Linked DNA regions of Homo sapiens: region 1 is linked to region 2. A link is a loop called in an ENCODE intact Hi-C map of the cell type or tissue named here. Cell type or tissue: Panc1. All regions are shown on one strand. Links, peaks and the distances in the headings refer to the core of each region. The heading gives the core; the rest is flanking DNA. Region 1 has its middle 120 kb from the start of LINC02074. Region 2 has its middle 70 kb from the start of LINC02074.

Region 1 (15,732 bases), core at 2,794-10,793, 51 kb after region 2:
CCAGTTATAGAAGAAAAATTATCATAATATGGCCCTAGGGAATGGTTGTAAAAAGGAGACCAAACGTTACTTATCGGCCGTTCCACTACAATTATCTTCCGCGTTTGTTCTTTTTCTCTCCAGAAAAATGAAACCATCAATGCCAGCGACAGGGTGCTGACCAGGCGGAGGCAGCACGGGGGAGCACAGAGGCTGGGTGTTTACTTAGCTTCCTCCCTCTGTACTCTCTCCACCCGGCCCCTCAGCCCACCGCTCTTCTCTTCCTGGGGCAGTTCCCTCTGCTGAGCGGGCTGGATGGAGATTTTCCAAGCAGGAAGAGGAGTAGAGCCTCGGTAGATTAAGTTCAGCTGTCTCCTTCATTGTACTGGCTCAGGGCTGGCCGGGATCCTCTCTGCTAGGGGCTTGAGGTGGAGGCAGGACGGCTCAGGAGGACCCACTGAGGATCATTCTGCAGTCTCTGCAGGTGCTGGTCAGGTTCTCAGCGCTCAGGCTGCAGGTAGCTGGGCTTCCACAAGGGGGCAGGTGCTCTGCGGGGTGCACCCCTGGATCACCCGTGCCCTGGCAATAATTCATGCTCCTGAGATACCTTTCCAATCGGTATCTTCCAGCCTTCCCCTGCTCCCAGGCTCCGTGTGGGCAGGAGCTGAGTCTTCTTCAACTTGATTCTCTCTGCATCTAGTCCAGTGCTTGGAACAACATAAGCAGGAAATAAATATTGGATGAATGAATGAAAGTGTCTGTCTGCAGGCACGTGTCTGTGTATTTTCAGGTTATTCTAAAGTTGTCCTCCCCATGGGCTGCCTTCTTTTAGCTCCAGCCAAATCTTCTCCAAGCCCTGCAGCCTCCGGTGATTTATCAGGCTTCTCTACCCAGCATATTAAAACAGTCAGGGGAGCAGATAATGATGCTCTCCAGGCTGCCCTTGCATACCGTTGAGATATTTATGGTTTTTACAAACCTTGGGCTTCCCTATCATTCTTGTGCACTCCACTATGGACTGAGAACTTCCTCTGTCTTCATTCCTGGGGTACCTGCTCCTCGATTATTTATGCCACAATATGAAGGGCAAACTTTCTGTGCTTCCTCAAGTTAAATTTACAAAGGACAAATTCTAAGCAGTGCACCAGGCACTCTGTGACTATGTCTAGCAGTGAGGCCTCCAACATCCAGTGTCCTGGACTCTCTGCAAAGAGAGTCGAGGCATGGATTATTTGTTTTCTCACTTCTTTTTTTTTTGTTTTGTTTTGTTTTTTGAGACAGAGTCTTACTCTATCACCCAGGCTGGAGTTCAGTGGCATGATCTCAGCTCACTGCAACTTTCGCCTCCCAGGTTCAAGTGATTCCTCTGCCTCAGTCTCCTGAGTAGCTGGGATTACAGGTGACCATCACCACACCTGGCTAATTTTTGTATTTTTAGTAGAGATGGGGTTTTGCCATGTTGACCAGGCTTGTCTCGAACTCCTGAGCTCAGGTGATCCACCCGCCTCAGCCTCCCAAAGTGCTGGGATTACAGGCGTGAGCCACCATGCCTGGCTGCTTTCATGCAACTTCTTAGCTCAAGCTGGAGGAGCCAAATGCTGGAATCTGGGGGTTAGATGGCTTAGAACACACATTTCTAGTTTGATTTCTGGCTGTCCACCCCCATTAGAAGCTAAAAATGTGAGTATTCACATTCTCGGGTGGCAGGCGATCTAGAAGCCTCGTAGAGAAAGCAGTGCCTTGTTTGTACCTCTAAGCCTTTTGTCTGAGGGAACAGGCATCTCCCCATGGCCAGAAGGTTTTTCCAAGAGGAAGATGAGAATGTGGAGTAAGTGGATGCATGCCATCCAGTGACCATCTCACAGGTGCTTGGAGCCAGGGTCAGCAAACACAGCCCACCAGCCAAAGCCAGCTCGCCATCTTGTTTTTATAGCCTGCGTGATAAGAATAATTTTTTTTTTTACTTTTTCAAATGGTTGAAAAGCCATCAAAAGAGTATTATTCTATGACATGTGAAAATGATATCAAATTCATATTTCAGTGTCCATAAATAAAGTTTTATTGGAACACAGCCACGCTCATTCATGTACATATTGTTGAGGGCTGCTTTGGCATTACCACAGCACAGCTGAGAAGCTGTGACAAAGATGGTGGGCCTGCAGAGCCTGTACAATTTACCATCTGGTCCTTTACAGAAAACATTTGCTGACCCCTGCTTTGGAGACAAAATCACCCCTCTGCCCTCACCCCATCTCCTGGTGTGTCACCTGAACAAGCTGAACATCATGGGAAATTTTCTTGCCTCTTAGGTAGATTTTCTCCTACCTAAACTTATGCTTTTCAAAATGAAGAGAAAGAGAGATATTGAAGGATGAAGCTGGGAAGTAGTAATTCTTGGAATATCATATTTCTTGTGACCTGGCTCAAGTCATCTTAATTTCTCTCTGGGCCTCATCCTTCTCCCCCTGAAAAATAGGGCTGCTGGGAGTGAGGGGCGAGCCAGACGCACGGCCTTGTCAGTGTTCATCTTGGAGCCAGACGTCTGAGGACTGGCCTTACTTAAAGTGCTTCATCTGTGCCTGCCTTGGGTGTCCTTGTCCTAGTCAGACATGTCCCGATTTTTGTTTTTGAAGATATATATCATAACAACATGCATATGTTTTTAAATATCCCATTGAAAGACATTTATGGCCAGGCGTGATGGCTCACGCCTATAATCCCAGCACTTTGGGAGGCTGAGGTGGGTGGATCATGAGGTCAGGAGTTCAAGACCAGCCTGGCCAACATGGTGAAACCTCACCTCTCCTAAAAATACAAAAATTAGCCAGGTGTGGTGGTGGGTGCCTGTAATCACAGCTACTTGGGAGGCTGAGGCGGGTGGATCACGAGGTCAGGGGTTCAAAACCAGCCTGGCCAACATGGTGAAACCTCGTCTCTACTAAAAATACCAAAAAATTAGCCGAGCATGGTGGTGGGTGTCTGTAGTCCCAGCTACTTGGGAGGCTGAGGCAGGAGAATTGCTTGAACCCGAGAGGCGGAGGTTGCAGTGAGTCGAGATCGCGCCGCTACACTCCAGCCTGGGCGACAGAGCAAGACTCTGTCTAAACAACAACAACAACAACAAAACAACAACAACAACATTTATTTAGCACCTACCATGGGCGAACGTTGCACTGTACACTAAGGCGATGCGGGGAAATCAGTGATACAAAGGCCCTGTGCTCAGAGAGCTTTAACACGCGCGATGCTATTATGTGCACACTCGTCACAGGACAAAGACTCAGATGGCTGAACACCCATTGCAGTGTGCCCACCACTTTGCGTTCACAATTCTCACATCCACCCCCTGCAGGAAGACAAAATTAGCTCCCTTTACAGAAGAGGGAACCAAGGCTCAGTACCCAAGCTTCCCTCATCTAGTGGGTGGTCTCCAGATCTGTTGGGTCCAAAGCCCAAGTCTGTCCCACTGCTGATAAGAGTGCACAGCTTCTGCCTCCGAAAAAGAAAGATGGCGCTGCTGTTGCTCCCTAGACTCAGCTCCGCGGAAGGGGAAAAGGAAGGGTGAGCTGGTTTATTCTGGGGAAATCTCCCCATTCATTCTTAGGGTCCACTCAAGAAAGAAATTTTCTATACTCTCTGGTCCCCAGGGAGCTCTGCTTCACTTCCAGATGAGCAGCTGAGACCAAAGAAACACCAGGAAATGTACTTATTTCATTCCACCTTGAATTACTCCCCGGCACGTCTGGCTTATAAAATCCTTGGCTGCAGGGATAGTCTCTCAGTCACCCTTAGATCTCCCAAACACGCCAGGTGCGGTGGCTCATCCCAGCACTTTGGGAGGCTGAGGCGGGCGGATCACCTGAGGTCAGGAGTTTGAGACCAGCCTGGCCAACATGACGAAACCCCGTCTCTACTAAAAATATAAAAATTAGCCAGGCGTGGTGGCGCATACCTATAATCCCAGCTACTAGGGAGGCTGAGGCAGGAGAATCACTTGAACCCAGGAGGCAGAGGTTGTAGTGAGCTGAGATCGTGCCACTGTACTCCAGTCTGGGCTACAGAGCGAGACTCCATCTAAAAAAAGAAAAAAATCCTAAACAAATATTAAATACTTACTGTATGCCAGGCCTTATGCTAGCTGTGGGACACAGTGCTTTGTATATGGTAAGTGTTCACAGAATGCTTATTATGTAAATGAGTCTCTGCTGATTAAGTTCACATGAATGCCAGACTTTTTCTAGGAGCTTCCAGGAGATACTGGAGTCCTTGAAAAAAGAGGGAGGACACGGATATTCAGGGAATCTGTATTTCTCTCTTCACCTATTCCATCCTGCATCTCTGCTCTGAAAGGGATGTTCTCTCCATCGCTGGGTGGGGCCAGCAAGTTCATTCTCGGAGTTGCTGCTGCTTCCAAAGGCCATTTCTGAAAAGCCACAAAGGAGGTGAGGTTTCTCCTCCAGTCTCTTTCTCTTGATTTTTTAGCCTGTCCTGGAATCTCACTTTCACTGTAACCTCATTACCATTTTCAGTCCTCATGGACTCTTATTTTTTTTTATTTTTATTATTATTTTTTTTGAGATGGAGTCTCGCTCTGTCGCCCAGGCTGGAGTGCAGTGGCACAATCTCAGCTCACTGCAAGCTCCGCCTCCTGGGGTCATGCCATTCTCCTGCCTCAGCCTCCTGAGTAGCTGGGACTACAGGTGACTGCTGCTATGCCCAGCTAATTTGCTGTATTTTTAGTAGAGACGGGGTTTCACCGTGTTAGCCAGGATGGTCTCGATCTCCTGACCTCATGATACACCCACCTCGGCCTCCCAAAATTCTGGGATTACAGGCGTGAGCCACCGCACCCGGCCTATGGACTATTTTTAAGAGTCAAAAATCAAATGATCCCAAATAACAAAGACTTCAAGTATTACTAGGAGAGGATCCACCATTTCCCTTCATGCTCTGGCAATAGAGGAGGCATGGTGTGTCCAGAGAGAAGTCAGGCTTCCTTCCCCTCCAGCCTCTGAGAGCCTCCTTCCATGCTGGGTCTATTGGTAAAGTCTTCAGGCTGGCTGTCCCTCCTGAACCCTCTAGGTCATGCATGGACACTTGGTTGCTGAACATTTTGTCAAAACAGTACTCAGTGTCAGGGGAACCCAAAGGAAAGAAAAATGGCTGCCGGAGCCAGGTGACCCAGCTTGCAGCCGACGGTTTGCTCTCTGAAGCTCTTGGGCCCTCTTCCATCTTCCTCCCAGCATGATCCAGGTAGTGACATCACCTTGGCATCTGCCATCAGGAGTCCAAACCTGCCATCAGGAGTCCAAACCAGGGAAGGTCCAAGAGGTGAAGGCCAGAGGCTCATCTCTGTATTCCAACGTCCAGTCTGAGGTCACACTGCCACCTTGGACAATTGACAATGGGTGGCCGTGGTACTCCATGCAGAGAGGTGGGCTTCATACCTGTGGATCCACCAGGACAGCATCTCAGAACACCCTCAAGTCAACCCAACATCCATCCAAGAGATGGCCACAAATGCTAAGTGGCCATTTTGTAACTATGACTTGTCTCAAGAGTCTGGGGTGGTGGACAGAGCTCCAAAGAGAAAACACCTCCTTAACTTTCAAAGACGGTACCCTGCCACCTCTGTCCCCAGGATGTCTCTGTCTCCTCCTCTTTTCAGCTCACACAATTGTCAAAGTGCAGCTTGCTCCCCAGACACTGTCCTACTACTTTACAGGCAAACCCTGCCTTGCCGAACCTGAGAAGGGGGCAAAGTGTTTGCGGGTCCCAAGGTTACTCCCCAAAGGCTCTTAAGAACATTAAGAGAGTGTGTGAAATCATGAGCACGAAATTTTCACAGCTGCACCCACACCCTGTGTTCTCATCCCTCCCGGGTTCCATCCACTTATTTTTCTTGACCTCAGTGGGGTAGACTGAGTCACCCCATACTAGTCTTTGGGATTCATGACAATCTGCACCTGTGGATCTGGAAGGGTCTAAGTGCATGTTACAAGCAGGCAAGAAAGACCAAAGAAGAGAAGAGAATGCTGGGTCCCTCATTCTCAGCACTCCTGACACCTGGGGCCCACCCATTCTCTGTGGTGGGGGCAGGGGGCAACCTGTGAACGGTAGGATGCTGCATCCCAGAGCAGCATCCCTGGCCTGTACCCACCAGATGCCAGTAGCATCCACCCCCCAGTTGTGACAACCAAAAATGTCTCCAGACATTGCCAAATGTCGTCTGGGGGACAATGTCACCCCTGGTTGAGAACTGATGAAAAGAAGAACAAAAATGCTTAGAGGGCTTCATTTATTTAGAATTCATGACTGTGCCACGGAAGCTTCCTGCTGGCCCCCAGCCCTTGACCTTGGGCTGTTCCTTTTACATCGGTCTCTTAGCCCTGCTCACCTATACCCTACACACACAAACACACGCGCACACACACACACACACACACCCCTCCCCAGGCAGGCTTCATGTCCCCATTTCACCAAACTCCCAAAGGAAAGCTCTCTTGGCATAAGCTCTGGAAAGTGCGGTGGGGAATGCTGATGAAGGAATCAACAGGGTGGAGGGTGAAAGGGCCTGTCGTGGAGGGGCGAGCAGGCTGGCCGGGGGCCGTGATGGCCAAAACTGTAGGATGTCCTAGTTCTGAGAGAGGTGGGATGACTGAATAGGACACAGGAGGTAGCTGCGTTTGTTGGAACTTAAAATTGAAGCCATTATCTTCTTCGACCCTCTGACAAATCGACTATTTGATTAACTGTGAATCTCTTTGCCTTTTAAATGTTTGACTTTATAAACGGTTGACTCCGGGTTAATGCATGCCGTTGTCTTTCTTTCCTTCCTGGGTTGGCCTTCTCCTGGCCAGGGGTGTGGACAGCCGGAACCTTGCCCTCTGAAGGGCTAAAACGCAAGTGGAAAAGGCAAGGGGGCCCTTACAGGCTGTTCTGTTGGGTGAGAAAAGGCTCATAATATCATGTTAATTAAAAAGAGAAGGACTCAAAAGTGCATATAGTATAATCCTAACTGTGCTTTATAATGTAGACACATAGATGTTCGTGCGCGTACACACACGCACACACACACACATGCGCACACGAAAAGTCTCAAGGAGAATACACCAAAACGTTAACAGTATTTACCTCTAGCAGTGGATAAGCCGATTTTAGTATTGTTCCTTATACTACTACGCATGCTTCAGGTATTCTACAATCACTATGTATTAACTTTATAGCTTGAAAATAAAAACCATATTAAATGTTTTTTGTGTGTGTGTGTGAGAGACAGGGTCTCGCTTTGCTGCCCAGGCTGGAGTTTAGTGGTTCAGTCATCGCCCATTGCAGCCTCAACCTCCTGGGCTCAAGCGGTACCCCCACCTCAGCCTTCCAAAGTGCCGGGATTACAGGCATGAGCCACCACACCCAGCCTAAATGCTCTTTATTTTGTGTTATCATTATTATTATTACTATTATTATTATTATTTAGTGCCTGCAGAGGCTAAGAGGAATATTCATGTCTTTTCTGGAAGGGAATAATGACACTAAGACAGCTGACCCTGGGATGGGGTGAGGCAAAGGCAAGTCACATTGTTTGGGGTTCCTGTTCCTGCAACCCCCCAGAAATGAGAGGGTGCACATCTTGGGTGATGTCTGATGTGTGTCCATAGCCTCTGCTCATCTTTGGGGGCATCTGGAAGCCCAGAGCTCAGTACCCAGGGGCTGGAGTAAAGTTAGCCCCCTGCAAAGCTGCAGTCACTCCACCAGGGTCTCTGCCACTCCTGTGGCCAGCTGCAGGGGAGAGACCCAGCTGCTGGGAGGAGGAGCCCCACACCCATTACAGACAAATAGCACAAGATCAAGGGAGGGTAATGGCCCAATTTCACTGTTGAGAATGCAGTCCTGACGGCAGGGCGTGGCCTGGTAAACACTCCACAGTTGATTTGCAAGTCAGATTCCTAGGGCACCTCTGAGTCCTCCGGGTTCTAAAGTGAGTCCACCACTTCCTGCCAGGAGTGTTGGAAGAAGGTGGTCTCGGAGGGGCCAGCGAAGAGAGTTGGGCACTTGTCCACCCAAGTCCCTTGTGGTTGGCACTGGGCCCACCTGTTGGGGGAATAAGGTCAGAACGTTGTCCCTTGGCCACTGTGCAGCATCTCAATGAGTCAGATGTGGGGTGGGGTGGGGTGCGCTCCCACCTCCCACCCCTGTTGCTCCCCTGGTCCCAGGGCCCCTGCTGGCAACTATTAATATTAAGAGATGCCAGAATACAGTCCATATCTTCATACCCTGCTTAGGCCACTAACATTAGATCTGTGTAATTTGGGGTCCTTCCCAGGCCTTGGGCAGCCTCTTCTGGGGTCTCTGAGAACCTTCCAGAGCAGCAGGTTGCCCTCCTTCAAGGGATGGTTCCTGGGGCCTCGCCATCCTGCTGGTGGCTAATTCTGAAGCATGTGTGGTGGTGACCAGGCTATAGGAGGTGCCCAGGGGGCAGGTGGGGAGGTCAGGAGGAGGCCCGGCCAGGGGCTCTCTGCCCTCCATGCCGCACCCCCTAACGAGCATTCTTGCTGCCTACGTATTTTCTAATTCTACTTAGATTGTTTATATATATATTTTTTCTTAAAATAATTGAAAAAATACCCAACCAGAATATGTCTCAGTTCAAATCAACAAACATTTCTGGAGAAGCCACCACATATTATAAACATGCTGAGCACTGGGTGGGAATACGGGGAAGGTCTGAGATAGCAGAAGACAAAGGTCTCTGGCCTCTAGGAGCTTCCAGTTTTCAGGCTTAAGGAGCTACAGAAGTGTCCACATGTAGAGGGAGCAATTCAACTGGGAAAATCTGGGAGGGCTTCCTGATGGAAGTGTCATCTCAAAGCACAAGTAAGGTTTCCATAGTCCTGGAAGCAAGCGAAGGGAGGGGTGGTTGCATTCCATGCACAATCCCAGCAGCATGGAAGCTCAGCCTGTTCACCCGCGGCGCTGGAAGGGGAGCGCTCAGAGGATTCTCTAGGGCTGGTCCCAACTCCTGCCAGCGGGCTTGGGGCCCCACAGCCAGTGTCCCTCCCACCCAGATATCCCAGCCCCAACAGCAGCATTCCCATTTCACTTCCCTCCTGGGAAATGGTTACTGACCCTGAGCTCACCAGCCTTCCCCAGTCAGGTGTTCCATGTACAGTCAACTCCATTAATTTGGAAATTGTGATGATTTCATTGGAGCGAGGACGATGTTTGGCTTTGCATTAAAACTCTGGCTTATAAGCAAATTATTTCAGTAAATAAAATTTCAAGGCCAGCTGCTTGTCCTGCTCCAGCAAGCCCTTGATTCAGGCAAGGGCACTCCAGAGGGAGGACAGTGACGGACAAGAAGGAAGGCGCTGGGCTGGGCGTCTTCTTGTAGCTGGCCTGCCCTGGCGAAGCCGGGACCTTGTGGAGCAAACCTTGCCTCATCTGGAAAGTGTCAGCGGGTCCCAGAAGCGCGATCCCTGCCTGGGCTTCCTGGGAGTGTGTGTGGGTTGCTGGGGTAGGTCTAGCCACACCTCACTGACCCGCCTCCCATGCTTACACGTGGACATGAGAGAGGCCCCGTCTGCGTGTCTGTGTGCCTGTCTATCCCCACTCACAGTCAAGAGCTTTAGCGCCGACACCTGCTTTGGAATCCTGACTCCACTACTTACTAGCTGGTTGACCTTGGGCAGGAAATTTTCCCTTTCACCCATTTCTAAATCTGAGTGTTTACTAACTTCCAGCCACTGGGCTTCTCCAATAGAAGGTTATTAGTATTTCCACTTTGCAGATGAGGAAAACTGAGGTAGGGAGAAAGAGCGAGCAAGCAAGAGACAGACACACACACACACACAGAGCGAGTGAGCGAGCGCCAAGTGGTTTGCCTAAGATCACACAGCTGGTAAGGTGCCCGAGGGCCCTTTATCTTACAAGGGTGCTGCGAGAGTCAAGTGAGTAGCAGAGGTAAAGCTCCCGCATCTGGCACATAATGAGTGCTGGATAAATGGTCGTTATCATTGATATTCTATTGTCTCTACTCCCTGCCCCACCCCAGCAGAGCCTCCGTGGAGAGTGGGAGCGCAGGGCCATCTGTCCGTCCTGGGAGGCTGCACAGGTGAGGCTGGAGCCCAAGGACCAGGGCGGTGGAGAGGAAGGTTTTCTCCCTCCCAGCAGTGCTCTGATTGGAGCCCATTTACATCTTAAAACCCAACTTAGAAAACCACAATCCATCAGCCAGTGATGGTGTAAATTGCTTTGCTAAATATATTTCTGGGTACATGGTAAGTAAAAATATCATGAATTTAATAAGCCTTGGAATTCACATTTTTCCAATCCTAATTAAGTTTCTCCTCTGCTTTGGACGTGCTCCTCTCTTCGGTAAGATTGGGAAGGGAAGGCGTCTGTGCAAGGGCTGGGTCCAGCCTAGGTGCTTTACATCCGCTGACGTATTGCCTCCTTTCAGGGGCCCCGTGCAGCTGCAGTCACTATACTCATTTCATGGAGGCCAGACTGAGTCTCAGGGAGGTTCCCTGTTCTCTCCACAGTCATAGCCAAGAGCCAGGATTTAAACCCAGTTCTGGTCACCTCCTTCTACAGTCCCCACCCCCAACACTGGGTCAGTGAAGTGGTCCTTCTGGCCCCAGGATCTGGGCATAGCTTGGCTCACCTCCTGGGGGTATCCAGTGCCACGGGTCCCCTTTAGAGCTGTGTGCATGCCACATTTTCACTCGTGAGTTCCCACATCCCTAGGGATGAACCATGAACACACAAACACCAGCTGTGGGTGCCTTTGGCAGCGGCAGCATCTCTGCTCAGAACGGCCGCCACGGGTGTGTGTTCACTGTTGTGATGGCTAATTTGCTGTCAACTCGGCTGTGCCCAAATAGTTGGCCAAACATTACCCTGGATGTTGCTGTGCAGGTGTTTTTTGGATGAGATGACGTTGACAGTGATGGACTCTGAGCAAAGCAGATGGGCCTCCATGGTGTGGTGGGCCTCACCCAATCAGTGGAAGGTCTGCACAGAACAAAGCCTGACGTCCCCCGAGAAAGAGGGAGTTCTGCCAGCAACGGCCTTCGGACTCAACTGCATCTCTTCCTCCCTTTTCCATCCTGCCAGCCCACCCTGCAGATTTTGGATTTGCTGCCCTCATCAATCGAGTGAGCCAATCCCTTGAACTAAATATCTCTCTAGACCTAGATATGCACATCCCGTTGGCTCTGTTTCCCTGGAGAACCCCAATCAAATGCAGCCACGTTGCAGCCCTGTGCCAGGCCTTCTGCCAGCACGGACTCCTCGCAAACTCTGGAAAGCGGGAGCTGTCATCGGTCTTTTACAAATGAGTAACGGGAGCTCAGAGAGCATGAGTGGCTTGCCTTCTGTCCTGGCCGAGGAGCTGAGAGCCTTGAATTAATCAGAGCAGAGTTTGAATTCCCAGTCCTGATGTGTGACCACCGTGGTAGGCTTCTGTTTCCTCAATCACAGAGTGGGGAAAACACCTTCCCCACAGGGCCGTTCCAAAGGTTTAACTGGGTGAAGTCGGCAAAGCACTCGGCAAGTGGAAGCTGTTAGGAGTGGGGGGCAGAGTCAGGTTTTAACACAGGTGCACCAGCTGCTACAGCCATCTAGCTGGGTTTGTGGCCTCCGAGGGTCCCCCTCTGAGCACCATAGGGTTTTCTGGCCTCTGTCTTTGTGTTCAGGCCAGGACGGGCTCCTCCAGGATGCCGCAGGGCTGGTGCCTGGGCTCCTTTCTCATTTCCTGGGAGGCCCCAACATAGAGCAGCTGGGCGGCAGGGCAGGCCCTGTCTGCGGGAGGGGTGGCCTTCCATCCTCTGTTGCTGAGTCTGCGGTGGCACCACTGTGTAACTGTCCACAGAACATTAGTTGCACATTACAGGGTTATCTTCCATAGCTTGATGTATTCCCGAGATGGGTGGGATTCCGGAGAGCTGCGTGCAGGACCCCGAGGGAAGGAGCAAGGCAGGAAGCCTCAGCAGTCCCTTCCTTTGCTGGGCCTTAGGCTGCTGCACAGATGTTCTGAGTCACCTTAGGGAGGGTCCTCAAAGCACTGGGTAAGACCCGTCCACCTCAGTTCTCCCCCAAGACCCCCCACCTCTATTAGGTTGGATGGGGTGCAGGAAACCAGGCCAGGGCAAACCAGGCCAGGGCTCAAAGACAGCCCTGTTTGCTTTCCAGCAGCCGAGGGCCCTGTGCTAACTACTTTTCCCCTTGGGTCCAGTCTTTAGGATCTGACCTAGCTCTGCTTAAATCCTTCCAACTTTCCATTGCTCCTAAGACAAACCTCACGTCTTCAGCACAGCCTCCAAGCTATGCACAAGCTGTCACCTGCCCAGGACTCCGCCCCTCTCTCCTCTCACTCCAGGTTCCATCCCTTCCCTCCCTTCCTCCAGCAACCCAAGTGCCTCTTGCTACAGGCCCCGCCTGGTCTTTTCCATGAGGTGCCATCAGCCCCATTTCTGGAAGAAGTAAGTGTCCCTGTCACACGCTCCTGCTGCCCCCCTCTGCATCCCGGCCCTGACAGCAAGGCTGCAGGTAGCTGTCCCAGAAGGAGAGGGAAAGGGCTCAGCGCACCCATCTTACGTTTGGAAAACTGCCACCTGCTTCCACCCCACAGGGCTCAGGGAGCTGCTTCAGAGCCGGGTAAGGGTGTGAGCTGCAGAGCCAACTACTGGCACTTTCTGTGTGATCTTGAGCAAGCCACATCACCTCCCTTTGCCTCAGTTTACTCATCTCTAAAATGAAGATATTGGGCCGGATACAGTGGCTCACATCTGTAATCTCAGCACTTTGGGAGGCCTAGGTGGGCAGAGGTGGCCATGGCTGTTCGGGGTTTTGGGGTGGGGTGGGGGTCCTGTTCTTTGTACCTTGAGCTCAGGAGTTTGAGACCAACCTGGACAACATGGTAAAACCCCGTCTCTACCTAAAAAAAAAAAAAAAAAAAAAAAAAAAAAAAATTAGCTGGGCATGGTGGCAGGCACCTGTAGTCCCAGCTATTTGGGAGGCTGAGGCAGGAGAATCGCTTGAACCTGGGAGGTGGAGGTTGCAGTGAGCTGAGATCACACCACTACACTCCAGTCTGGGTGACAGAGTGAGACCCTGTCTCAAAATAAAATAAAATAAATTGAAGATATCAATAGTACTGGTATCACAGGTTGTGGTGAGGATTAAATGAGTCAGTGAGAGAGCCTGGAAAATGGGTACGGAACCTATTATTATTATTATTATTATTATTATTATTATTATTATTATCATCATCATCATCATCATCATCATCATCATCATCATCTCCCTTGCCCCAAGTCAACCAAAGGCTGGAGGAAGCTGGCCTTGCTGAAGTGTGGTTTCTGAAGGAAGGCTGTTCTCTCCCTTTCTATGGAAGAAGGAAAGGGGGACTTTCTCTCCCACATTATGGCAGCTCCCCGCTAGGCCAGCAGCGTAGCCAACAGACTGCCTAGCTATGCAGGCTGAGGACGGGAATAACTAGGGCAGCTGCGTCCAGGGAACGGTGGCCAGGATGTCACCTGCTCTCCCACCTGGCGGGCAGAGTTGTGTGCCCCTGCCTTGCATGGAGTGAACCCCATGGGAGGGAGCTGAGATGCAACCATCGTGCAGGTGCCCCACCCAGGAAGGTCCCTGGCTGGGTGAGAGGCAAGGGGCTGGAAGCGGTGGGGGCGGGGATGAAGTTGGCAGGAGCTGGACCTCCCAGATCAAGGAATGGTGCTGTGGGGGCCCCTTCAGGGTCCATGTGACCCCCATCCTCACAGTGGGACCAGGGACGGACGTTCAGACTTAGAGAGGCCACCAGCCAGAGCCTCCTGAGGTCTCCCCAGCCCCTCATGGCTGGGGGAGCCAGACAGGCAGGGAGGCAGTGGCTGGAGAGTACAAAGAGCAGGACCCCCACCCCGCCCCAAAACCCCCAACAGCCATGGCCAGGCCTGGCCTGCTGAGGATGGTGATGGGAAGGGAGGAGTGGAGCTTTGAACTTTGCAAAGACAGAAATTTTAAAACAAACTGGACCAAATACAGGGGTGAGATGGCGCTAACAGCTGGGCACAGCTGAAATGTATATAATTTGACCAGATGTCTTTAAGAGAGCAGGCAGGGGAGGCTTGACGGAATGTAGTTAGGGGGAGTTACAGGGACACATAAAACCACTTCCTATTTGCTCTAACAAACCAGAACTCCTCAGTGCATGGGTTCAGTGGATTTATTTGTCTAGTATCTGTCTTCTTATGTGAGTCGATCTGGGCTTTCCCTGGTGGAGGTGCTCGCATCCCATTGGGCACATAGTAGGCCTTTAATAAACGTGAGGTGGATGGATTAGGGAGTGGGTGGGCTTTGCTTTTCTAACCCTGGAGTCCAGGGAAGAGGAATTCTTTGCAATTGCCAGTCACCCTGAGAGTGGAGATCTCTCTGCCTCCCACCTGCCTGTGGCTAAACCTGGCCCTGTGTTTCATTCCTGGTTCCAGGTTGGAGCAGAGGGTGGGGAGGGTGAGGTGGGGGGAGGTGGGGAGGGTGAGAGGTGGGGGGAGGTGGGGAGGGTGAGAGGTGGGGGAGGGTGAGAGGTGGAAGAGAATCCTGGCGTGTGTTTCTGACACTCAAATATCTGCTCCTGGTGTTCTTTATTATTTATTTATTTTGAGACAGGGTTTTGCTCTGTTGCCCAGGCTGGAGTGCAGTAGTGCGATCTCGGCTGACTGCAACCTCCACCTCCTGGCTTCAAGCAATTCTCCTGCCTCAGCCTTCTGAGTAGCTAGGATTATAGGTGCCCGCCACCAAGCCTGGCTAATTTTTGTATTTTTAGTAGACGCAAGGTTTCACCATATTGGCCAGGCTGGTCTCGAACTCCTGACCTCAAGTGATCCACCTGCCTCAGCCTCCCTAAGTGCTGGGATTATAGGCATGAGCCAACACGCCTGGCCTCCTGGTGTTCTTTAAACTTGAGATTTTACTCAAAGTAAAAGGTGAAATAAGCATGCCATTGACAATGGCAAAACAGAGAGAGATGGAGCCACCTCTATCTTTCAGCCCGGTGGGAGCTGCATTGCAGGGGGCATGGAGGGGGATCGCTGGCTACACTGGAGGAAGGGTGCTGGCCCCAGCCGCATGCAGATCCAGGGCCCTGCGAGGAGCCAGCTCTGGATAAAATGTACCATATGTGTCTCTGGGGTGGGGGACAGAGCACATGACACTTTCCCCCAACTTCTGCTTTCTTCATTTTCCTGCAAAGCCTGGACTGTAAAGAAGGGAATCTCTGCATCTCATAAGCCCAGAGGCCCATAGATGGTTTATTTGGGAGTCCAGGTTCTGAGGCCACAGTCTGGAGAGAGCCCTGTCCGTGGCAGCTTCAAACCCGTGTCCAGCAGCCTGGTTCCTGGCAACTGGAGATCCTGGAGGAGACAGCCCCCGGTGGCTTTGTCGCTGACCTCCTCAGATCATTTTTTCAGACACATAGAACCTTCCTCGCTCCTCCTTAATAGCTCCCACAGCTGCCAGCCCTGAGGGCTTTTCTTCTGTTAAATCAAATTCCTCTCTGGGTTTAATACACACGTGCGTGCACGTGCTCAGGAGCCCACGAGGCTGAAGTGGACCGCGCCTTCTCAATTTGCCCAATTCATCCCTTTCTTGTCATGATGGCTTCTGGTCACTTGGTGAGCTGCTGCAATCACCTGTGGGCGGGTGGGGGGTGGTGGTGGGGGTGGGGTTGGTTACTGTCCAATTTGCTTCCCCTGGAGG
Region 2 (15,732 bases), core at 2,872-10,871:
CTTGGAAGATCTGAAAGTCAGCCACCTGCTACCTGGAGTTTCTGAGACAGTTAGTTCCATTCAGTTGCAAAGTATAAAATCAAGGATCCCCTCCTGGTCCTGAGTCTTAGGGGCCTCCAAATTGCTGTGATCAGATTTTCTCACTGACTGACTGTCCTTATGACAAAGCTTTTAACAATGATTTAAATGTGATCACATTATACCTACTGCCCGCCAGAGACTTGGTGCTCAATAAAATGCAGCAATTACAATAAATAATAATGACAGGGCAGGCTGGACACCTCTTCGGGAGACCCGTGGACAGGGCAGAGGGCAGGGACCGTGACAGCTGCCTCACCACAGCAAACGAATCCTGGCAAGCAGCCCGTTGTCATCCTCTGGGTCCTACCCACATGAAGCGGGGGATGTCCAGAGAGGAGGGCTGAGCTCGTTCCAGCATTTTCTTCCCTGTTCCTCCCTTTTTGGGCCTCCAGGGAGGATGTGAGCATAGGAAGTCGCCAGTGGTGATTCTCCCTGGGCACTCTCAGGCCAAGGGGAGCTGGGGAGGGTTTCAGAGTCGGTGGCCAGGGGCCCAGGGGGCAGCACAGTGGAGAGGTTAGGCTGGAGATGTCAGAGGGACATGGATCTTAGCCCTGGCTCTGTCACTTAGTGAGTGTGCAACACTGGGCAATAAGCCACTCTGGGTCCCACGTGCTCATTTATAAAGGGATGTGAATGACACCTCCCTTGCAGGCTCACTGTGGAGATTAAATAAGAAATGCGAGGGAAATGCTGAGCACCAAGTAGACCCTCATGCAACATTAATTATTACAGTTGCTGCTCTGGGCAGGTCTGGTGCCCCGCTGGACTCAGAGAGCCCCTTAGCAGGGGGACAAGAAGCAAAACTGACACAGGTGAGTGAACCCGACAGGAGCTTGCAGGGACAAGGTGGGCAGTCTCCACGGGGGTCCGCAATGCCTTTTCCTCCTCCAGTGCTGCATCCCCGGGCTGTGCCCAATCCCCTGTACATATCACATCAAGATGATGCACAGAGATTCAGTTGAGAGCCATCTGTTAACAAATGGCAAAGCCCCTGGCGTCCTTGCCGACGTTTAATAATTTAGCGTAAGCTGCAGGATGAGGGCCGACTGGAGCTCTGACATCCATCTTAATAAAGTCCTTCTCCATCTCTCCTCAAGCTCAGGCCTGAGGGGCCAGGGGCTCCACCAAAACCTGCAGGTCCCCAGTCACCTCAGCCTCCCACTTGCAGGTGGGCAGAGATGCGGGGGTGGAGAAAGCAATTAATCCAGACACACACAAAGCCTGGTGCTCAGAGAGTTCCAGATGCACATGGAGCTGCCAGCAGGGACAGCTGTCCTGCAGCTTGGGCAGGAATGAAGTCAGAGTCTCCAAGAGGGTCCATTCTCACCAGGGGGTCCCGGCCACGGCATGGCCTGCCCTGCTTTCAGGCCAGAACCAGGAGGCCTCTTTTGCTAAAGTCAGAAGAGCAGCAGCAATAGCTACTTTTGATTGGCGGTTATTCCATGCCGGGCATTAGGCTGAGGTCTAAAATGATCTCATGTAATCCTCCCCCAGACCCTGAGAGAGAAGTATCCATATCCTTGTCGTATAGACAAGGAAACCGAGTCTATGAAAAGTAAAGTAACTTGTGCAGCTAACAGGTGGTAGAATGGGGGTTCGGCACTGGAACCCCAAATTCCTGCTCTTCTCCAGCTGGTAAGCTTAAGATTTTTCTCTGTTTACTAAGAAACTCAGAAAGGATTGCCTCTAGGGGTTTCTCTTTCTCTCCCTCCCTCTCCCCCTCTCTCCTTGTCTTTCTCTTTCCCTTCTTCCTTTCATTCATTCATTATTGCTCAAAAGCTGCTTATTAAACCAGGCACTTGGCTAGGAGCTGAGAACAAATACAAACTGTGCACTTTCCTGAGGAGCCTTCAGAAGCCCAGTGGACTGCTCTACCGGGGGCCTCTCAGGAGGAAATGAGCCAGAGCCTTCTCCATCCCCACCCTGAAAGCCTCTATTTAGGGATTCCCTCTTATGATCTAGGCCAAAAACGCTGGAGCCCACACCCCTAGGCAGAGCTGTGGGACAACAGCCACTGCTGCCTCTTCCCCCTGGAAATCTATACATCCAGCAAATTGTTGCTTACACTGTATCGGTCAGAGGATGACCCCAGGCGTGTGTATGGCTGATAATGGCAGGCCATGAAGTGGGTGCCATCTTCCCCAGCAGGTTGGTGAGCCTCAGGGCCATGTGCCTGGAACAGGGATGGAAAAAGCCAGGAAGTGATGCCTAGACCACTTCCTCCTCCCGACCCCTGCTACTCCCCCCACCATCCTCTCTGTGGTTTTGTGGCCCAAGTCCAAACGACAGAGACTTGGTGTTGGAGGGCAGCAAGCCTCAGGGATCGCTATATTTACTTGCAGGCAGTGGCTGGCATGTCTGTCTAGTGAAACCTGCAATTTCATTGTTTTCAGAGCACAAATGTGCTGAGAAAACACGTCTCCGATCGCCTTTCTTGCGCTTCCTGCTGCCGATTCCCCAGGGTCTTACAGAAGGCTGAGTCTTTTCTCTCCCTACACATACCAGGAGGATCACCTTATGTGGGCCACACACTCACCAAATGTGGCGTCTTCAGCCTCAGGTACAAGAAAGTCCAGTGGGCTCACCCTGCAGGGCAGGTGGAAGCACAGTCCTCGACTGTAACCCCCTCTGTGCAGGGCTGTATGTGCTTCCCCATTGCACCCAGCACTGTGCCCTGTCCTGCGAAAGGGCTCCAGGAGATGCTTGTCCAACGAATGAATGATGGAGTGGATGGCCTCTCCATGGTGCTCGTGGCTGTCCCTGGCCCATCCCTTCTTTTTCTAGCTGCATGGCCCTATTCTTACCTCCAAAATGGAGATAGAGGAGTACCTACTGGCTGGGTGTGGTGGCTCATGCCCGTAATCCCAGCACTTTGGGAGGCTGAGGCCGGCAGATCACCAGAGGCTGGGAGTTCAAGACCAGTCTGACCAACATGGTGAAACCCCGTCTCTACTAAAAATACAAAAAATTAACTGGGCATGGTGGCGCATGCCTGGCATCCCAGCTACTCAGGAGGCTGAGGCAAGAGGATCACTTGAACCTGGGAGGCGGAGGTTTCAGTGAGCCGAGATCATGCCATTGCACTCCAGCCTGGGCGACAAGAGCAAAACTCCATCTCAAAAAAAAAAAAAAAAAGGAGTACTTACCTCACAGTTTTTCCTGCAGATTAATTGAAATAATGTATGTTCAAGTACCTGGCTCAGGGTAGGTGGGTGCTCAGTGAACACCCTTGGGCCTCATCCATAGCTTGTGGTTTGTCTATACAGTGAACTTCTTTTTTTTTTGAGATGGTGTTTCACTCTTGTCACCCAGGCTGGAGTGCAATGGTGTGATCTCGGCTCACTGCAACCTCTGCCTCCCAAGTTCAAGCGATTCTCCTGCCTCAGCCTCCCGAGTAGCTGGGATTACAGGTGCCCACCACCATGCCCAGCTAATTTTTTGTATTTTTAGTAGAGAGGGGGTTTCACCATGTTGGCCAGGCTGGTCTCGAACTCCTGACCTCAAGTTATCCGCCCGCCTTGGCTTCCCAAAGTGTTGAGATTACAGGCGTGATCCACCACACCCGGCCCATACAGTGAACTTCTACTCAGCACCAAAACAGAACCAACTACTGATGCACAAAAGTGCCTGGATCCATCTTAAATGCAGGTGATTAAGTGAAAGACGCTGGAATCAAAGGGCTTCCCAGTGTATATGACATGATGGCAAAGGCCAAACTATAGGGAAAGAAAACAGATCAGTGGTGGCCAGGGGCTGGGAGTGGGAGGAGAGGTTGACCATAGAAGGTGCAAGGCAACTCTCTGGGGTGACAGAACTGTTCTGTGTCTTGCCTGTCTTGGTGGCCACACAACTGTATGCACTTGTGAAAACTCTCGGAGCCATTCCCTTTTAGAAAGCGTGAGTTTTACTGTATGGAACTTCTACTTTAATTAAAAGAAATGAAAAAATCTATGGACCTGAAACAATGAAAAATCCAAAAGAGCCTCTCTGGCCTTTGGAAGACTTCTGTGGTTGGCTGCGTCTTGATTTCTCTCATCATCTTTGGCTCAGAAGGCCACGGGCGGTGTTGGTATTTCCTGCTGATGGGAAGATGGAGTCCAGGACATGGCTTGGCTCAGATGAATACTTCTCCGGGGAAACATTGCCAAAGTGGAAAATTCACACCTGGATACCTGAGAGTTGGCTAATGAGGGCCCAGTGGTTCATGTCCGGGAAATAACTAATGGTAGCAGGATCATTGGGTTAAAAAAGCCTGCGTCCGTTAGGGAGAGGGGCAGCGTGCAGCAGAGGACACGGAGCTAATGTGGAGTGTGTGTTGGGGAGGGTGGTGAGTTCCCGGCCTGATGAATGGCTTCAGTCAAGTGGCAAACCCAAGAGCATAAAATTGCCTCCTGCAATAGGTCAGTTTCGGTTCCAGCAGGCGGCAAAGGTCCTGTTAGTGCCTCCGTCATTAAGCAATGTAGACACAGGTAATTTGCTTCACTCTTCAGATGCAAAGTTAAATGGCTCATCATTATCTTATTAATGAAATCAGAGGCTGAAAATGAAGCTGCACTAGCATTTCTCCACACCAGCACTTTCTGGAGGGGTCAGATGTTCATGGCCTCTGCGGTTGACTTCCTTGACACTTTCGCTGCCATTCGAAGAGCTCATTTGTTTGCTCTCGGTCTCCCTGGGCCTCTGGGCAGGCAGTGGCATTCGGAGCCTGGAGGCAGAAGCTCTGTTGCTGCTGAGTCAGTGAGGCTTCTTCTAAATCCCAGCCACTGGGTGGCTGCCTCGGCGCCTGGGCTGGGCTCCGGAAAGAGCCCTTTTTGCCTCATAGGACTAGTTGGTTTTGGAGGCATGAAGTTTAGGTTTGGCTAAAGAGAAGAGGGGCCACGTGTTGTGGGCGTCCTTTGCATGCTGCACACTGCTGCACAATTCACAGGTGTCATGTGAACCTTCTCATGGCAACCTTCCAACGCTGGCAGTATTCCTCTCTTGACTTGATAGCTGTGCCCGTTAGGGCTTGGAAAGGGGGTGTGCTCTGCTGCAAGTAACAACATACAGCTAGAACGGACTTAAATCATTTATTTCCTCACACAAGACTCTGGAGGCGAGTGCTCTGGGGTGGCTTCAGCAGTGTGGTGATGCCAGGGCTCTGGCCGGCCTCTTTGCAGTTTTCTCAGTCTTCCCTTTGCATTAAAAGATAGCAACAAGCCAGGTGCGGTGGCTCACACCTGTAATCCCAGCACTTTGGGAGGCTGAGGCAGGTGGATCATGAGGTCAAGAGTTTGAGACCAGCCTGGCCAAGATGGTGAAACCCCATCTCTGCTGAAAATACAAAAACTAGCCAGACATGGTGGCATGTGCCTGTAATCCCAGCTATTTGGGAGGCTGAGGCAAAGAATTGCTTGAACCTGGGAGGTGGAGGTTGCAGTGAGCCGAGATCGTGCCACTCCAGCCTGGGCGACAGAGCGAGATCCGTCTCAAAAAAAAAAAAAAAAGATGGCGGCAGCAGCCCCAAGCCTCTGTCTTCACCCATCCATGTGCACAGATAGCCAGGGGCAGCAAGGGCTGCCCCTTGCCTCCCTTCTCTCACTCTCTCCCTCGCTCTTTTAAATGAGGCAGGACAGTTCATTTCTGTAGACTTTCAACAGATTCCTTGGGTCTCATGGACCAGACTGGCCACATACTCATTCCCAGCCAAAAGGGGGCAGAGATGTGAGTCCCAGTCAAGTGGCAAACCCAAGGGCCTCTTCTTACGTCTTTTAGGGGATGAAGTTATTGGACCTTCCTTAATATTCACAGAGCATTTCCTTGCCTATATTTCTGGGCTTTACCTCCAGGTCAGATGCAATTGCCGAAGTCCTCACCGTCAGACTCACGGGGGTATCACTGAGCATGCGTGGCACTAAAGGCTGAGCCATCTCAGAGGCAGGGCTGTTGCTGAGCTTTAAGCAGCTTTGAGGAAGGAGAGGGAAGCAGATGGGACCAGTGAAAAACTCAGAAAATAAAAGGGGGGCCGGGCATGGTGGCACCTGCAATTCCAGCACTTTGGGAGGCTGAGACAGGCGGATCATGAGGTCAGGAGATCAAGACCATCCTGGCTAACATGGTGAAACCCCGTCTCTACTAAAAATACAAAAAAATTAGCTGGGCATGGTGGGACGTGCCTGTAATCTCAACTACTCAGGAGGCTGAGGCAGGAGAATCACTTGAACCTGGGAGGCAGAGGTTGCAGTGAACCAAGATTGTGCAACTACACTCCAGCCTGGACGACAGAGTAAGACTCCATCTCAAAAAAAAAAAAAAAAAAAAAAAGAAGAAGAAAGAAAGTGAATATTTACTTAGTACCTGCTCTGCCAGGCCAGATTCTTGGCACACCTCTGAGGAAAGCACTTTGGCCCCATTTACAGGTGATGAAACAGAAGCAAAGAGAAACTAAGTAACTTTCCAAAGGCTGCACAGCTGGCAAGGGGTAGAGCTGGAGGACTTGAAGCCATCTACATTAACTCCAACACCCTGGCATCCAGGCAGGCAGCGTGGCCCGATGGTCTGGTCCAGAACTAGGCATGACGGTAGTGTTGGATTCTCACTGTGCCTTAGCTCTCTGCTGAGCCAAGGCCAGCCTCAGTTTCCCCACCTGTGCAGAACTGGCCTGAGACTGTGCCTGATGTTTCCAGCTGTAACTCTTGCTGGCAAGGAGTTCTTCCCTGATACATGAGCAGACCACTTGGGGCTGTGGCTTCTCACTAGGAACCAGGTGGCTAGAATCTTTGGGTCACACGGTGCCGTGCTGCTGGCCTTGGGAATCAGGGCTGGGTACATCTACAGGGTGGGCTGCCTGTATGTGTAGAGAGGTACTGGCCAGAGCCCCAGGGAGTGTGGTCACTCAGGGGCCTTGGAGCAGTCCATTGCTGAAGGCCAGGTGATGCCCCCCATATCTGATGGAGGTCATTGGGAACCCTAGAGCCTGCCAGCAGGCTGTGACCTCTGGGACCCTCCTGGTATCACCCATTTGTCCATGGCTGGGTGCTCTTTGACTTCTGATTCCTGTTGCAGGGTCTTCTTGCTTGGTGAGCCTGGTGGTTGGCCAACAGCTCTGGCATTGTGGGACCCACACCAGCCAGGTTAGCCTCCCATCCGCTGGACATCATGGGAGTACTGAGCATCAGTTCCTCCTTAGTCTTGCAACAGGTGTGTCCTGAATGTGTGGTTATGAAACCTGCAACTATTTCCTGCATGAAAGATTCTTCCTTTTCCTCCCCTGGACTTCCCCCCATCCTTCCTCCCTGCCTCCCCTCCCCAAGAAAAGTGCGGGCAGCTTAGGGAGTGGAGGGAAGGGGTGGCTTTGTCAAACACAGTCTGGCCACATTCTACCTGGAGTAGGCCAGGCCTCTAAGAAGAACATCCAGGGCTCACACCAGTTTCTCATCCTTCTCTTTCCTCTCCCCATCTGAAAGAGAAAAGAGAGGGGACCCTAGAAATCTCAGAAGATTCCAGTCCTGCTTAGGATGATGAGCCAACAAGCCATATGACAGCTATTGTCATGTGACTCATCTCAGCCTCAGGTTTCTGTCCCACTGTGCCACCTGTGAGTCATTCCTGCGAAGCCTCCAGCTCTCCATGGAGAAGGCTTTGGGCTGCCAGCAACTCCCTCACTGAGTCATCTCGCACTGCAAGTGAGGTTTTTCATGACATCCTGCTTTCCACGCAGACTCTCGGAGGGCCCAGAGAGTGAGCTGAGTTGGGCTCATGCAGTTATTTTGGGTGGCTTGAGAGAGGGCTGAAGAGAATAATAAGAACGATAAATCACGTACAGTGGGCACTGCTCACGTGTCAGATACTGGGATTTGTACGGATAACCTCGTCTAATTGTTCTGTCTTATGAGGGAGAGTCTATTACTTAGACCATTTTAGAGATGAGGATGCTGAGACTGGGGGAGGCTAAGTAACCTGCCCAAGCTCCCACAATTAGCCAGGGTGGAGATGGGGTTTGAGCCTCCTTCCTCTGGTAACCACTGCATGGCTTTTTCCACAATACTAGTTGCCTTTTTAAAACATTTCCAACATTCAAAGCAAGCTCTCTGTTTTCAGGATGGAACGGTTCCCAGGGCGCTGGCACTTCCATTGGCAGCAGCAGAAGAACCAAAATAGGACACACCAAATGGATCTAATTTTGCCTGAACCTCGGTCTGCAAGGTTTGGGGGTACACCCTGGGGGAGGATCAGAGCTGGGTCCAGAGGGGCCTTTGCTCTCCCTCCTTGCTCCTTCTACCTTCACCCCATTTGACGAGCTGTGCCATGTCAGGGCTTGGCTCCATAGTGCTGGTTTTAAAAAGGCGCCTCACTCATAGCTATTCAGATTTCAGAAATAAATGCTCTACACCACTGATCAAAACGCCTGGAGTCAACAGAGCCGGTGACATCTTAAGAAATGCACCCGGTACTTAAGGCTTTCTTCTTAATTATACATGTTCAAATCATAGACAGATTTTCTCCTTCTGGTCCTGAATATCGGAGCTGCCAAATCCAATTGAATCATCTTCTTTTAAATGCATTTTGCAGTACGCGTTTCGCCGTTTTCCCAATTTCCATTGTAAACGAGCACCAGAATTGTGCTGAGGGCCCTTTTCTTACAGGCTGCATTATTCAACCAGCAAATGAAGAAAGGAAAGTGCTGATTGCAAAAGAATTAAAAAATGGTCCCGGGCGGCCTCTGGGTTTGGCTAGGGCTTGGGTGCAGCCAGGCCCAGGAACTATCTTTGTTAGGGGGTTTGGATCCTTTTACCCCATGCAGGGACAGAGAGAGGAAGGTGTTTCTCCTAGGAGGGCATGGCCATTCTGAATGAGCCGGCTCTGAGGCTGGCTTCCAGGGCTGGGCAGGCAGGAGAGCCGTGGATGTCTGCAGGCCTGTTGTCATTGTATCACCACTGTCGTCAGCGTACAAGCCACATACTGTAACTTCTGGGGCGTCCTGGTTCAGAAGCCTGGGGAATGTGGCTGTGGATCCCCCGGGGAATGCCTTCTGATGGGCTGTACTCACCATCAGTGCCCTTCTCCACCAGCTGTGCCCACTGGTTCCATCTCCCCTGGGGTGAGAATGGGAGGTGATGGACTCTTAGACTTAGGGTGGTGACAGTAGCTGGTGGTGGAGGAGCAAGCCAGGAACCCAATGCCTGGAAGTCTGCTGAGGTTTGTCTTCCATTTCTCGCTTTCCATTCTCTTTCTGCTCAGGCGGAACTCCATTGTCAGCACACACTGTGGTTCTTTGCCTGTGTGGTGTGGTCTGCGTTCTCCTTTCCAATCACTTTCCACTTGCTGATTTCACTAAAGGCCAAAGCCCAGTGCAGTTATCAGAGCAGAGGTCTTTGGGCCCATTTTACAGAGAAGAATGTGCCTTTGCATCAGACAGGGCTCTGGATCCCAGCTGTCCCCTTAGGCAAACCAATTAACGTCTCTATTCTGCAGGCTGCTAATCTGTAAAGTGGGGGTAGAGACGATGCAGAGATTAAATGGATTCGCCCTTGTAAGGCGCCCAGGGTAGTGCCTGGCAAAGAGTGAGTGCTCAATCAGTGTTAGCTCTTGTCACAAGCTCTTGGGACATCACACAGCGTGGTGGGGGCAGAGCTGAGGGTGGAGCCCAGCCGTCCTGCACTCAGGCAAGGCTCCTCGGCCCCGCATCCATTCACCTGCTCACATGTGCGCACCATTTCTCCTTCTGTTTCGCAGGATCATGATTTGCCATCTGGGCACAAGCTTAGGGAAGCTCTGGGAACAGCTCTACTCCCAGAAAGCTGGGTGAAAATCAACTAGACCCAGCAGGGAAGTCTCCGCGTTGATCAGTGGGGCCTTGCTGGGCTGCCCTCCCAGTCCCCACAGGTGTTCCAAGGAGGGGCCTGAACACCAGGCTCTGGAAAACCTGAGGATGATGTTGCTGGAGTTGGTGCCGGGGCTCGCTCTAGGACAGGCGTGGGCTCCTCCTCTCCACTGGTGAGTGCTGGCTCTTGCCTGCCCTGCTGCAACCTCTCGCCTCCATCCTGTTGTATGTAACCACCCTGAGGAGGCCTGGGCCCCACCCGCCGGCCAGCTCCCTGTCATAGCTGGGCCTTGGAAGCAGATGGTTTGGTGTCCTGTGTCATATCCTCCAGCTGACTTGGAATTTCAGCCCTAGCTGTGGTGGGCAGTGTCCAGGTACACTCACAAGCTCCCACGGCTGGCACCATCGCGTGCTTTCCTTTTATATTCTGGATTTTTCCTCCAGCTGCTGGGGTTGCCACCTGGAGTGCATGGCAGCCCAGAAATGCAGGGGAGCTGACATCCTTGGGGGTGGGAGGTGGTGGATGAATGTCTCAGCCTCCTGATCTTCTGGGGGGCGATTCCGAGGCCCATGCTGCCTGGTTCCCCAGCAGAACTGAGGTCAGTTGCCACAGCAGGGATGCTATTTGATGCACTCTCTGTTGGCTTCTCCTCATCCCTCACTCTTCCTGCTTCTGCACACCTGCTAATGGACATTCTACATTTTTTTTTTTTTTTTTTTTTGAGACAGAATCTCCCTCTGTCGCCCAGGCTGAAGTGCAGTGGTGTGATCTCAGCTCAATGCAACCTCTACCTCCTGGGTTCAAGCCATTTTCCTGGTGCAGCTTCCTGAGTAGCTGGGATTACAGGCTCCTGCCACCACAACAGGCTAATTTTTATATTTTCAGTAGAGAAGGGGTTTCGCCATGTTGGCCAGGCTGGTCTCGAACTCCTGACCTCAGGTGATCTGCCTGCCTCAGCCTCCCAAAGTACTGGGATGACAGGCATAAGCCACCATGCCCGGCCCATTCTATGTTGTTTAATCCACATTTTTTGTTTGCTTGATTCAAGGGCAGAGAAAAGTAAAAGCTGAGACTTTAATAAACTCGAAAAGTTACATAGTAAGTAGCAGAACCAGGAACTTAACTAGCTCTGATTTAGCTCTTTTATATTTAACCACCTCAGGGCAGCACCACTGAACTACTCTACACTTAAGGACCAGGCTGATCCTGCTGGGTCTGAACTGCTACCAAGTTGCCCCCACTGGGTCACTCTCTCCTCACCTCCCCAGCTAAGTAGATGTCAGCCAGGGCTTAGGCTTGAGACATTGGCATGAGTATCTCTTTCTCTACATTTATTATTTAAAAACACATGCACAGTTGCAGAGAGGGAGCAATCGAGCCCTGAGGTTGTGGTTTTTTCAGGGGTATGTGACTTCCATCCCTCCATCCCCCATATCACCTCATCCAGAGCCTTGCACATAGCAGGGTTCGATGTGTCTGTCAAATGATTGAACGTAGTAGTCACAGCTGATCAGAGGGCTGGGGGAGCCCTGTGAAGCACCCCCAAACCTGCCCTGAAAGCAGTGGGCAGGCTCAGCTACATAGTTGGTAGAGCCCAATTTAAAATGGGGCCGGGTGTGGTGGCTCACGCCTGTAATCCCAGGACTTTAGGAGGCCGAGGTGGGAGGATCACTTGAGGTCAGGAATTTGAGACCAGCCTGGCCAACATAGTGAAACCCTGACTCTACTAAAAAAAAATAAAAAAATTAGCTGGGCATGATGGCACACGCCTGAAGTCCCAGCTACCTGGGAGGCTAAGGCGGGAGAATCGCTTGAACCTGGGAGGCAGAGGTTGCAGTAAGCTGAGATTGGGCCACTGCATTCCAGCCTGGGCAATAGAGTGAGACTTGGTCTCAATAAAAACCAACAAACAAAACAAAACAAAAAAACAAAAATAAAAGATAAATAAAATGAAAATGTAGGGATCCTTACTCAAAAAGGAAAAAAAAAGCTTGTTCCTTTCTCTTACTGTCTTTCTCTTCTACCCATCATGATGTTTATATTTGTTGTAAGTTTCCCTCCTTCAGTATGGGGATATCTGTGGGGTGACTGCAGATGCCCACAGATGCTTGGGGCCCCACTTCACAATTTGGTCCATGGGGTACACACCTCCGCAATGACCCTCTGGCACCCCAGTTTGCCACAGGGGGATGGCAGGGCAGCAGCAGTTGCTGGAGGAGGTGGAGTTAGCAGCTGAGAATCATCCCAGGGAGGTGTGGAAACAGAGGGAGGGGCCCCCACCCAGGGGCCCCAAGCCCCCAAGAATGCTCCACTGTCCCATTGACTTCGCTTACTAATCACGAGTTCAAAGATAGATAGATAGATAGTTTTTATTTTGTTTGGTTTTTTTTTTTTTTTTTGAGACAGAGTCTCAATCTGTTGCCCAGGCTGGAGTGCAATGGCAAGATCTCGGCTCACTGCAACCTCCGCCTCCCAGGTTCATGCCATTCACCTGCCTTAGACTCCCGAGTAGCTGGGGCTACAGGCACCCGCCACCACGCCTGGCTTTTTTTTTGTTTTTGTATTTTTTAGTAGAGACGGGTTTTCACCATGTTAGCCAGGATGGTCTCGATCTCCTGACCTTGTGATCCGCCCGCCTCGGCCTCCCAAAGTGCTGGGATTACAGGCGTAAGCCACCGCGCCCGGCCTTTTTTAAAAAAATTTTTTTTTGAGGCGGAGTTTCGTTCTTGTTGCCCAGGCTGGTGTGCAGTGGCACAATCTCAGCTCACTGCAACCTCTGCCTCCCGCACTCAAGCTATTCTCCTGCCTCAGCCTCCTTAGCAGCTGGGATTACAGGCACGCGCCACCATGCCTGGCTAATTTTTGTATTTTTAGTAGAGACAGGGTTTTGCCATGTTGGCCAGGCCGGTCTCGAACTCCTGACCCCAGGTGATCTGCTCGCCTCAGCCTTTCAAAGTGCTGGGATTACAGGTGTGAGCCACCGTGCCCGGCCTTAAAGATAAAATTATCAAGTTTTAAGAAGGTGACTTCAGAGGATCAAACTCCAAGCATGGGGCCCCCTCTGACTGCAGACCCTGGGTGACACTGCATTGGTCACATGATCAGGAAGCCGGCCTGGGCAATGAGTCTTGGAGCGTGGATACTTTAGGAGGTGTGTGTGTGTGTGTGTGTGTGTGTGTCACTCTTTCTCCCTGGCTACTTGGCAGTTGGCATTTCTTTGCACACACAAGATTCCCTGGGTTACTCCCACTGGCTCAGTGCCCAGGAGATTCAGTCTTCTGGTCTATGGAGGTGCAGCTATCTCTAGGCAACACACACACATCCTCCCAGCCCCTAGCGTGGGAACTCAGGAAGGCCCCTCCCTCCCGAGCCCTGCCCAGGCCCCTGGGCTCAGAGCTGCCTGATGCTCTCTGGCATTTACACTGTGTGGGGATGGGTAGATAAAGGTGCTAATAAGAGTGCTAATTAATTGCAGCAAGCTTTATAGCGTTGCTGTTTTAATGCTGAAAGAGAAAGGCATTTACGGTTTTCTCCCTTCCGCCCGCTCTTCTGTACAGTTATTTCATCTGCCGTAGAGAATATGCAGATCACTAATAATTATTGAATCTGATCATCATTGCCTCTGAGCTCCAAGGAGCATGCACAGCACATTCTTGACTCCTGCCCTCGGTCACAGAGTTCAGGCATGGACGGGAGGCAGAGGAGGGACGATGACCCGCTTTCTCGGGGGATCAGAGAAGACTTGATGTTCCTATTCTGACCTCTTGCCTTTTACTAGAAAGAAGATCTTGCTCCTGCTTTCCTGTGCATAGCTGTATATAAGACTTCCAGGGTCGGCCAGGTGTGGTGGCTCACGCCTATAATCCCAGAACTTTGGGAGGCCGAGGTGGGTGGATCACTTGAGGCCAGGAGTTTGAGACCAGCCCGGCCAACATGATGAAACTCTGTCTCTACTAAAAATATAAAACTTAGCTGGGTGTGGTGGTACGCACCTGTAATCCCAGCTACTCGGAAGGCTGAGACAGGAGAGTTGCTTAAATTCGGGAGGCTGAGGTTGCAGTGAGCTGAGATGGCAACACTGCACTCCAGCCTGGGCTACAGAGCAAGAATCCATCTCAACCAAAAAAAGAAAAAAAATACTTCCAGGGTCACTTTGTGTATGTATTGGAGGTGGGAAATCGCCTATGAAAATATCTATTAGATCTGCTTGCATATCTAAAAGCTTATTCTAGAGAGACTCGAGTTCTGTTTCAGGTGTAGTTAATGACCAAGCCCAGGGCCCAGGTGAAGAAAATCCAGGTACACTCTTGGGGAGGAGAGAACAGGGTCAAAGGTAAGCATAGGCTGCCTTTTGATTTAGTGAGGGCCCTGCAGGAAGCAGCTGGCACATTCAAAGGCTTAACAGAAAAGTTTAGTAAGAGGATGATTTTAGAAGTCTAGGGAGGCATATTAGCCATGTCCTAGCTTCTCTACACTTAGTGCTTTAATATCAGCCCTGCACCCATAGGCTGCACATGTCTGAGCAACTGGATGATGCTCGAGTCGTTTTTTTTGTTTTTTTTGTTTTTTTTTTGAGACGGAGTCTAGCTCTGTCTCCAGGGTGGAGTGCAGTGGCACGATCTCGGCTCACTGCAACCTCTGCCTCCTGGGTTCAAATGATTCTCCTGCCTCAGCCTCCTGAGTAGCTGGGACTACAGGCATGCACCACCACACCCAGCTAATTTTTTTGTGTTTTTAGTAGAGATGAGGTTTCACCATGTTGGCCAGGATGGTCTTGAACTCCTGACCTCATGATCCGCCCACCTCAGCCTCCCAAAGCGCTGGGATTACAGGTGTGAGCCACCGCGCCCAGCCATTGCCAGAATCCTCTTGCTTCAGACTCCTGCATTCCTCTTTCCCTCCCGCACCCACTTCCTCGGGAGGAATCTTCTTGGGAGGCAGTATATGAACCTTTCAAATACAAACCAACTGATCCAGAGTCTACGCCCTCAATTCCATCCCTTGCTGGGCTCTCACACTCTGACCACATCTGCCTGCACTAAACACCCCAGGGCTGGGTGCCAGACATCTAGGGATGGCTCCGATGCCTCAGAGTCCGCTGAAATTACTCACACTCACCAATGCTACACCTGCCCACTGTGCCTTGCTCATTTCATCCCAAGGAACCACAGTGAAGGCTCTTGCCCATGGTTGTCGCCTTCCTCTGTCTCAAAACCAAGCCTGTTGCCTTTCCGTGTGGCCCCTGTGAGTACCATAGACAGCCTTTTCAATGGCAGTTGTCTGCTGATCGGTTGACCTTGCAGCACCTAAGTAGTAAAACCCATTCGACAGCAGGGCTGAGGGAAACGAGGAGAATGAGACATCCAGGGAGTAGCTGTTGTGCTGAATCCCTATTAATTCCAATGGGGATGGCACCAGGTTCAGGAGACCAAAGAAGAGACCCAGAGCCAGCAGATGAGACATGGGGCTTTGCTGGGGGCTTACATGCAGGGGAGGGTTCAGCGGCAGTGAGCCCAACAGGATGAAGCACAGCTCCGTGGCTGTGGGCTGGGTGGGAGAACCATCACTGGTTACAAAAGCATGCAGTTTACATGGCATTTTTACTTAGCACCCTCCCCTAACCATCTCCACCTGGGCACCTTCACTTAACCCAAAACCATGGGCCTTGATCCCCTGTATGGCCTGTGTTCCACAGACTGGCTGGGGGCTCAGATGTTCCTCATAGATAAGGAATGACTCTCTGGGTTGGCCCCTCATGGATTCCTTAGCTCGGAATTCAGAGCGTGCATTCAGGTGCACCTGCCATACGGGCTCATTCTTGAGGTGTGATCAAGTTATTCCCATCAGA

The links. Hi-C counts contacts between places; a loop is a spot of excess contacts. Peaks named below come from ENCODE experiments on the same cell type or tissue, not always from the same donor. Only the 100,000 strongest peaks of a DNase experiment are listed, where the experiment ranks them.
Region 1: a loop joins it to region 2, with 8 times the contacts of the local background. A loop is called at or near these places in 2 of 110 quality-filtered maps.

The regions. Positions count from the first base shown.
Region 1 is chr17:73,983,586-73,999,317 of GRCh38, reverse strand. No RefSeq gene overlaps it. Among named protein-coding and RNA genes, the nearest start is that of LINC02074, 120 kb to the left of the region's middle. RefSeq lists an enhancer at 11,279-12,118. In Panc1, for the core only: no CTCF peak of the experiment used is centred there; no DNase peak of the experiment used is centred there; H3K27me3 peaks cover 356 bases.
Region 2 is chr17:74,034,903-74,050,634 of GRCh38, reverse strand. No RefSeq gene overlaps it. Among named protein-coding and RNA genes, the nearest start is that of LINC02074, 70 kb to the left of the region's middle. RefSeq lists an enhancer at 8,970-9,470. In Panc1, for the core only: no CTCF peak of the experiment used is centred there; a DNase peak (open chromatin) is centred at 7,664.